Linked DNA regions of Homo sapiens: region 2 is linked to region 1. Evidence: chromatin contacts called from ENCODE Hi-C data. All regions are on one chromosome and are shown on one strand. The core of a region is the stretch at or near the end of the contact, and the rest is flanking DNA. Distances in the headings are between cores, read along the strand shown.

Evidence for each region. Hi-C counts contacts between places; a loop is a spot of excess contacts on that map. Pooled maps may share reads with other maps.
Region 2: a pooled map shows a loop between it and region 1 (3-fold over the local background). The contact joins the promoter of AKAP3 here to the promoter of CACNA1C-AS1 in region 1. A Hi-C loop is called at or near these places in 4 of 50 pooled maps.

The regions. Positions count from the first base shown.
Region 1 is chr12:2,689,615-2,692,622 of GRCh38, forward strand. It overlaps CACNA1C-AS1 (CACNA1C antisense RNA 1), which reads right to left and starts at 1,543. Exons shown (of 4, transcript NR_045725.1): 1 at 1,455-1,543; 2 at 1,193-1,365; 3 at 526-596. CACNA1C (calcium voltage-gated channel subunit alpha1 C) reads left to right here. Exons shown (of 47, transcript NM_000719.7): 47 at 1,286-3,008. The coding sequence ends at 1,585. RefSeq lists a silencer at 2,003-2,272.
Region 2 is chr12:4,647,801-4,650,808 of GRCh38, forward strand. AKAP3 (A-kinase anchoring protein 3) reads right to left here and starts at 1,251. Exons shown (of 6, transcript NM_001278309.2): 1 at 945-1,251. It overlaps NDUFA9 (NADH:ubiquinone oxidoreductase subunit A9), which reads left to right and starts at 1,314. Exons shown (of 11, transcript NM_005002.5): 1 at 1,314-1,375. The coding sequence starts at 1,327. RefSeq lists enhancers at 676-725, 1,006-1,215, 1,084-1,739.

The DNA of each region.
Region 1 (3,008 bases), core at 293-2,792:
TGCTCATCCGGGCGTCAGGCTGTGGTGCAGGAGGTGGGGCGTTAAACCAGGTGGCTTCCAAGGTTTACCTCTCAAAGTCTGGTATTCCTGTGGCCTCGATCATCCTGCATTCATTTCACAGACCTTCCCTGAGCGCCTACCATGTGCAGGCCCTGTTCTAGGTACAGGGACACAGCTGAGAAACAGAGCTTCTGCTCTCATGAGCTCACATCATGGTGAGGAGAGACAGATAATAAACACATACATATATAACACATCAGGAAGGTCAGGAGTGCCAAAGAAAAACTAAGCAGGGCAAGGAGAGAATGAGTGGCGTGGGCAAGGAGCAAGACAAACAGATGCCTGAAAGGAGCGAGTGCCAGGCTGCACTCAGCTTCCCCCGACCCGCTGGCTCAGGAGCCGATTTTCCCATAGCCAGGCACTAAGCAGCCGGTAGGGAGGACAGAGAAGCTTAAGGGTCACCTGCTGGCCCTTCCCAGCAGAAGCAAGGCAGGGGCATGCGCCGTGTTTGCACAGATACCTCACCCCTGGAAAGGCAGCAGCAGGCAATGGGCAGTGGGCCTGTCTCAGCAGTTTCACCAGGGAGAATGGTTTCTCTGAAAGAATAGTATAAAGGTTCAGTGGGTGTCAGAAAGGAGAGAGGCAGGCTGGGATCTGCTGATACAGCATCAGGGCAACCCCCCGGCCCCTCTGAGAGCCAAACCTTCTCTGGTTTTTGTTTTGGTTGTTTTTTGAGACAGGGTCTCGCTCTGTCACCCAGGCTGGAGTGTAGTGGTACAATCACAGCTCAGTGCAGCCTGGCGCTGCTGGGGTCAAATGATCCTCCCACCTCAGTCTCTGGCCTTGCTAAGATCACAGGTGTGCATCACCACACCCAGCTAATTATTCTTAAATTTTTTGTAGAGACGAAGTTTCCCTGTGTTGCCTGGGCCTGGTCTCGAACTCCTGGGCTCAAGCAGTCCTTCTGCCTGGGCTTCCCAAAGTGCTGGGTGACAGGTGTGAGCCACCGTGCTGGGCCATAAGCAAGTCTTCATATATTTGATGACAGTGTTTGACCACCCCAGCCAAAACTTCTCTGGCCTGCACATCCCTAATTCTGGCAGATGCTCCATCTCCACTTGTTCCCCATGGGTGCCCCTCCCAACACACACACGTACACGTGCACACACGCACACTTCCCCAAGTGACCTACCAGATACCCCCTCGCTCTAGCCCTCAAGGGAAGAGCTGGGCTCCAGGAGTAATGTTCCTTTGGTTCTTCATGGCTCCCACCCCGCTCCTTCAGGTCTTGATTTCAGAAGGACTGGGGCAGTTTGCTCAAGATCCCAAGTTCATCGAGGTCACCACCCAGGAGCTGGCCGACGCCTGCGACATGACCATAGAGGAGATGGAGAGCGCGGCCGACAACATCCTCAGCGGGGGCGCCCCACAGAGCCCCAATGGCGCCCTCTTACCCTTTGTGAACTGCAGGGACGCGGGGCAGGACCGAGCCGGGGGCGAAGAGGACGCGGGCTGTGTGCGCGCGCGGGGTCGACCGAGTGAGGAGGAGCTCCAGGACAGCAGGGTCTACGTCAGCAGCCTGTAGTGGGCGCTGCCAGATGCGGGCTTTTTTTTATTTGTTTCAATGTTCCTAATGGGTTCGTTTCAGAAGTGCCTCACTGTTCTCGTGACCTGGAGTTAACCGGAACAGCGTCTTCATTCATTTCTGTTGGGACCAGACGCGGAGCCTGGGTGCGCGAGCCGCCCTCCGGGAGGAAGGCGCCCGGCTGCGTCTGCAGAGGCGGGGAGAGGAGGCGGCGAGGGTCCCGGGGCGCGAGGAAGGCGCCTGCCCTCTCCCAGCTCGCAGGCCCCGGGCCCGGCCGCGCCTCCGCGGGGAGAGCACCCCGGCTTCCCGCGCGCCCTCACCAAAAGGACCCTACAGCAAACGGGTGTCTTTCGACTCTGCTTGTAGAAACCATTTGCACATATTCTGTACGAGCCTCGCTGTCTCCCTAGAGCCAGGGCCCTGCGGATTTGGAGAAGGGAGCGGGGCAGGACTTCCAGGAGGACCCCAACCCGGCCCGGAGAGGGAGGAGGAGGCCTCCAGGGGCGCGGAGCTCTGGGGATGGGCGTCGGGCCGGCAGTGGTGCGGCTCACTCCGTCCCTGCCCACCTGCGACGGGATCCCCCGACCGGCACGGGCCACGCCGAGCTCCCGGCCAGCCGCCGGCCCGCAGGCAGCGCGAGGGAGGAGCTGCGCCGCCGGCTCCGCCCAACCAGGTGGTGCTGAGCTTCCGCTGAGCGCTCTTTTGTTTTGTGGTTTGACACTTTTCTTGACAGCATGTTGCAGTTTCTTTTCGGTTTTGGTTTTTTTTAAATGTTTTATTTTGCTTTCCCAGCGGGAGGGGAGGAAGAAGAGTGTTTACAAAGTCCTGTAGCCCCCTCACCTTTCTGTTTTCACTTTTGCCAATGTACATCGGGTTTGGTTTTCTTGTATTATTTAAACGGTTGTGGTTTCCTTTTTCCACGGAGGTTCAATAGAAGCCGCTGCAGGAGAGTTTTACCAACCATTGTGTATGCCCAATAATTTGTTATCATTTCCTTAGGTAGTAACCTATTTTTGTTCTGGTTTGGTTCGGTTATCTAATGGAAAGGTAACTGGCAATGCACTTGATGTGGTCTTGCACATGTGGGTGATAGAGTTGGGTTCCTTTTTATGCTGGGTGTACAGGTGGGTTTGGGAGAGAGGAGCATGCGCGAGAGAGTCTCCGAGTGTGTGCGACGCGTGTGTGTGTGGTGGGTTGTCTGTGTGCATATGTCCTGCCCGTGTATATGCACCCACACCATGTGCCCGTGCACACCAGTGACTACGCAGTCCCCCCTTTCTGGTTTAGCTGTGGGAAGATCTGAATCTGGGGCCGTTTGAAAGCAAAAACAAACCACTGTCTCTGCTTCTGAAACGGGAATCAGTAACTCTTTGCATTTTCTGTCCCACAAGATATGCAAAAACAATGCAATAATATTCATTTA
Region 2 (3,008 bases), core at 1-2,500, 2.0 Mb after region 1:
AAGGTTTTTTTCTCTCTTCCAATTCAATTTGTTAGGCGACACTTCAGTAAACAGTAGGGGCAAGATAGAGTGGAAACAGCCAAGATTTCAAGCCTAGTAATAAGCAACTTCTACATCCCTACTCATCACAGGCCTTTTTGTCTATCCCAGAAACACATACTTTTCCTGAAAAAACAAAGCACTGGAAGGATTACCAAGTCTAGAAAGAACCCGCCCTCCCCAAACTAGGTGGTTTTCTGATAAGCCTAAGGTATGTTTCACAGGATCACTGGTTGCCATCTCCTACCCAGCAATCTGGAGAGGTTGACCAGAATAAAGTATTTTAAAATCCAAGCGCTTAGTCTAACCTGGAATTTCCTCAGTTTCTAGATGGCTCTTTGTAGAACAATGCAGATTCTCAAAGGTGACCACAGTTAAAGAAAAAATTACAAGCCATTGCGCTAGAGAGAGCCATCTGCAGTTTCTCCTTAGACAGATGTTCAGATGGCACACATGGCCACTAAATTTGCATAATATTTCAGGAAGTTCACAGATTTCCCGAAGCCCACTCATGAATCACACTTCTGGTTAAGAACTCCTAGATTCATATGCTAGTTGGTGATAAGTGCTTTGGTATATAAACTTAAACCAAAAATTGGTGGAATAATTACCACCTTGGATAGGATGGTCAGAGAAGTTTTATCCGAAGAGGTCACTTTTGAGCAGAGACTTGAGCTGGTGCAGACACCTGAGTGTGCATTCCAGGAAACGCGAACAGCAGGCGCAAGGGTCCCTATGAGAGAATGTGCTTGGCGGGCTCGACGCACATTTATTTACTTGGGACACACCCTATTTTGGTTTCTCTTCTCCACTTTTCCCCTCGTTCTTGTCCCCCCTTTTCTCTCTCCTGGGCCCTGGATCTCCTGAGCGCGGAGGGCTACGCCTCCTTCTTCCTCCGGACTCACCAGGGCTGCCAGCTTAGCTTACATTTTCAGGGAACAGGAAACTGAGAGTCAGGAAAGGTGAGCTCTTCTACCTCGGGTCTTGCCATTTTGCATGTCCTGAGTCAGTCACTGGTTAACTCTGAACTTCAGGTTCCTCGGCAATTAGAGATTATAAATAGCCTATACAGCCTATTCCAGATCTGAGATTCCAACAGCCAAAGTCTTTTCACTTCCTTTCTTCCCCCTCTCCTTCACTTTCCCAGCTTTCTTCTTAACCAACAATCTACCCGAAACCGTCGTTTCTTGGTTAGCGCTTGCGCAGACAGGCGAGAAAGGTAAGTTTTGACCCAGCTTAGCAGCCGTAGTCAGCCGGGAGTGCTGTCGTGGGGGATTGTGGGAAAAGATGGCGGCTGCCGCACAATCCCGGGTTGTCCGGGTCCTGTCAATGTCACGTAAGTGTTACCGGGAACGGCGGCCCCTGGTCGGGATTCCGAGACGGGGATTTAAGGTTTTGGAAGTGGCACCGTGCTGCAGCGGTCACGCCAACTTCCTAGGCACACTCTGGTTTCTCTAGGTTTGGAGCTGCCTCAGTCTGGTTTCTCCTTTCGCTTTCCGCTTCCCCGGCTCACATATTCAATTGTGCACCACCTTGGGAGGGGACAAAAGATCTTAAGCAGCTGTAAGCGAAGAGGAGAATGCGGGGGACACGTTAGGGATCGAGAGAATCAGAATTCTGATATGGTTGTAAGGGTTTAGGGTTATGAGAAATATTTGTATGGGGCGGGGGGAGAAATGTGTAAGGGAGGGAAAAAAGGCTAGTGGCGAGAGGTTTTCTTAGATTGATTTTATGACCTTGTGCAAACCCTTAATGGGTCTCAATTCATATGAGCACAATGGAAATGATAATATTACAATACCAGGGAGTCTCTGATAAGATTAAATGAGCTAATATTTGTAAAAGCATCCTTTTACCCAAAAGCGTCTCTACGGATGTAGAATGTGTTCGGCAAAGTGCGTTGGGGTCTGGGGGAGAGAGTGATGTTTGAGGAGAGAAGAATCAGGAGCTTGGTGGAAAGGAAAGTGAAGAATGAAGGCTATGTTAGAATTTGTTAGCATTATTTAGTTTCTCTTCTGTTCTGATTGGATCTGCTCCCACTCCTCAAACTGAAAACATACATTTGTCCTTCCACTCACTAAAAAGCAAGGAAATTAGAAATACGGTTACACTTCATCATTGTCCTTTCACCCTCTACTCTTCCACAAACATATTCCAATCAAACCCCCAAAGTTGTATTTTTCTTAGTGTATTTTAGTCGTTACAGAATATCATTTGCTTTCAAAATTGGCTCATGTCAGAATCACTCGTAAAGCTTTATAAAAATTAGAAATGAGGACTGAGTGTAGAGCTATTGAGTCAGAATTTGTGAGATTAGCTCCTTGCACCTTAAATTTTTAAAAGCACCACAGATAGGCTTGATGTTCAGCCTGAGGCAAGAATTAGGAGTGTTTAGAGGATCCTTTTTTTTTTGTTTTCCATCTTGGGTAGAACTCCTGCATACCACTGGGAAGGTGGTGGTGCACATCACTTATAGTGGATGGTTTTGTAGTCACAATGTCTTTGCAAAGACATTTGCTGGTTCTTGTTAAACTATTACAATTGTATGACGTAATGTAGATTGTGAATGGTAATCACTATTTATTGAGTACCTGCTATCTGCAATCTCCAGTTCTAGGTATTTTTATTAATTTTCCTCTTTTAACTTACTTTCCTCTGACTGACACCATAGCTTGTGTTCTTAACCACTCTGCGTTATTGTCTGGTAAAGTAAGTTTTTGAGTAAATTCTGTAGAGGCAAGTCTAGTATGTAACATAATCCACACACTATAGGACAGAACTGTGTAAGACAACTATATATAGTTAAGTGTGGCAAGACTATTAAGTATCACAGGAAATCATAAAAGGGAAAGATTAGTATCATTTGAGGTACTGAGGGATGATTGGAAGACCAGTGGAGAATTGTAGTGCTCCCACTGGTCTCTTTAGGGCTGTTATGATCTGGAAAGTCCTCTGGCAAAGACAAGTGG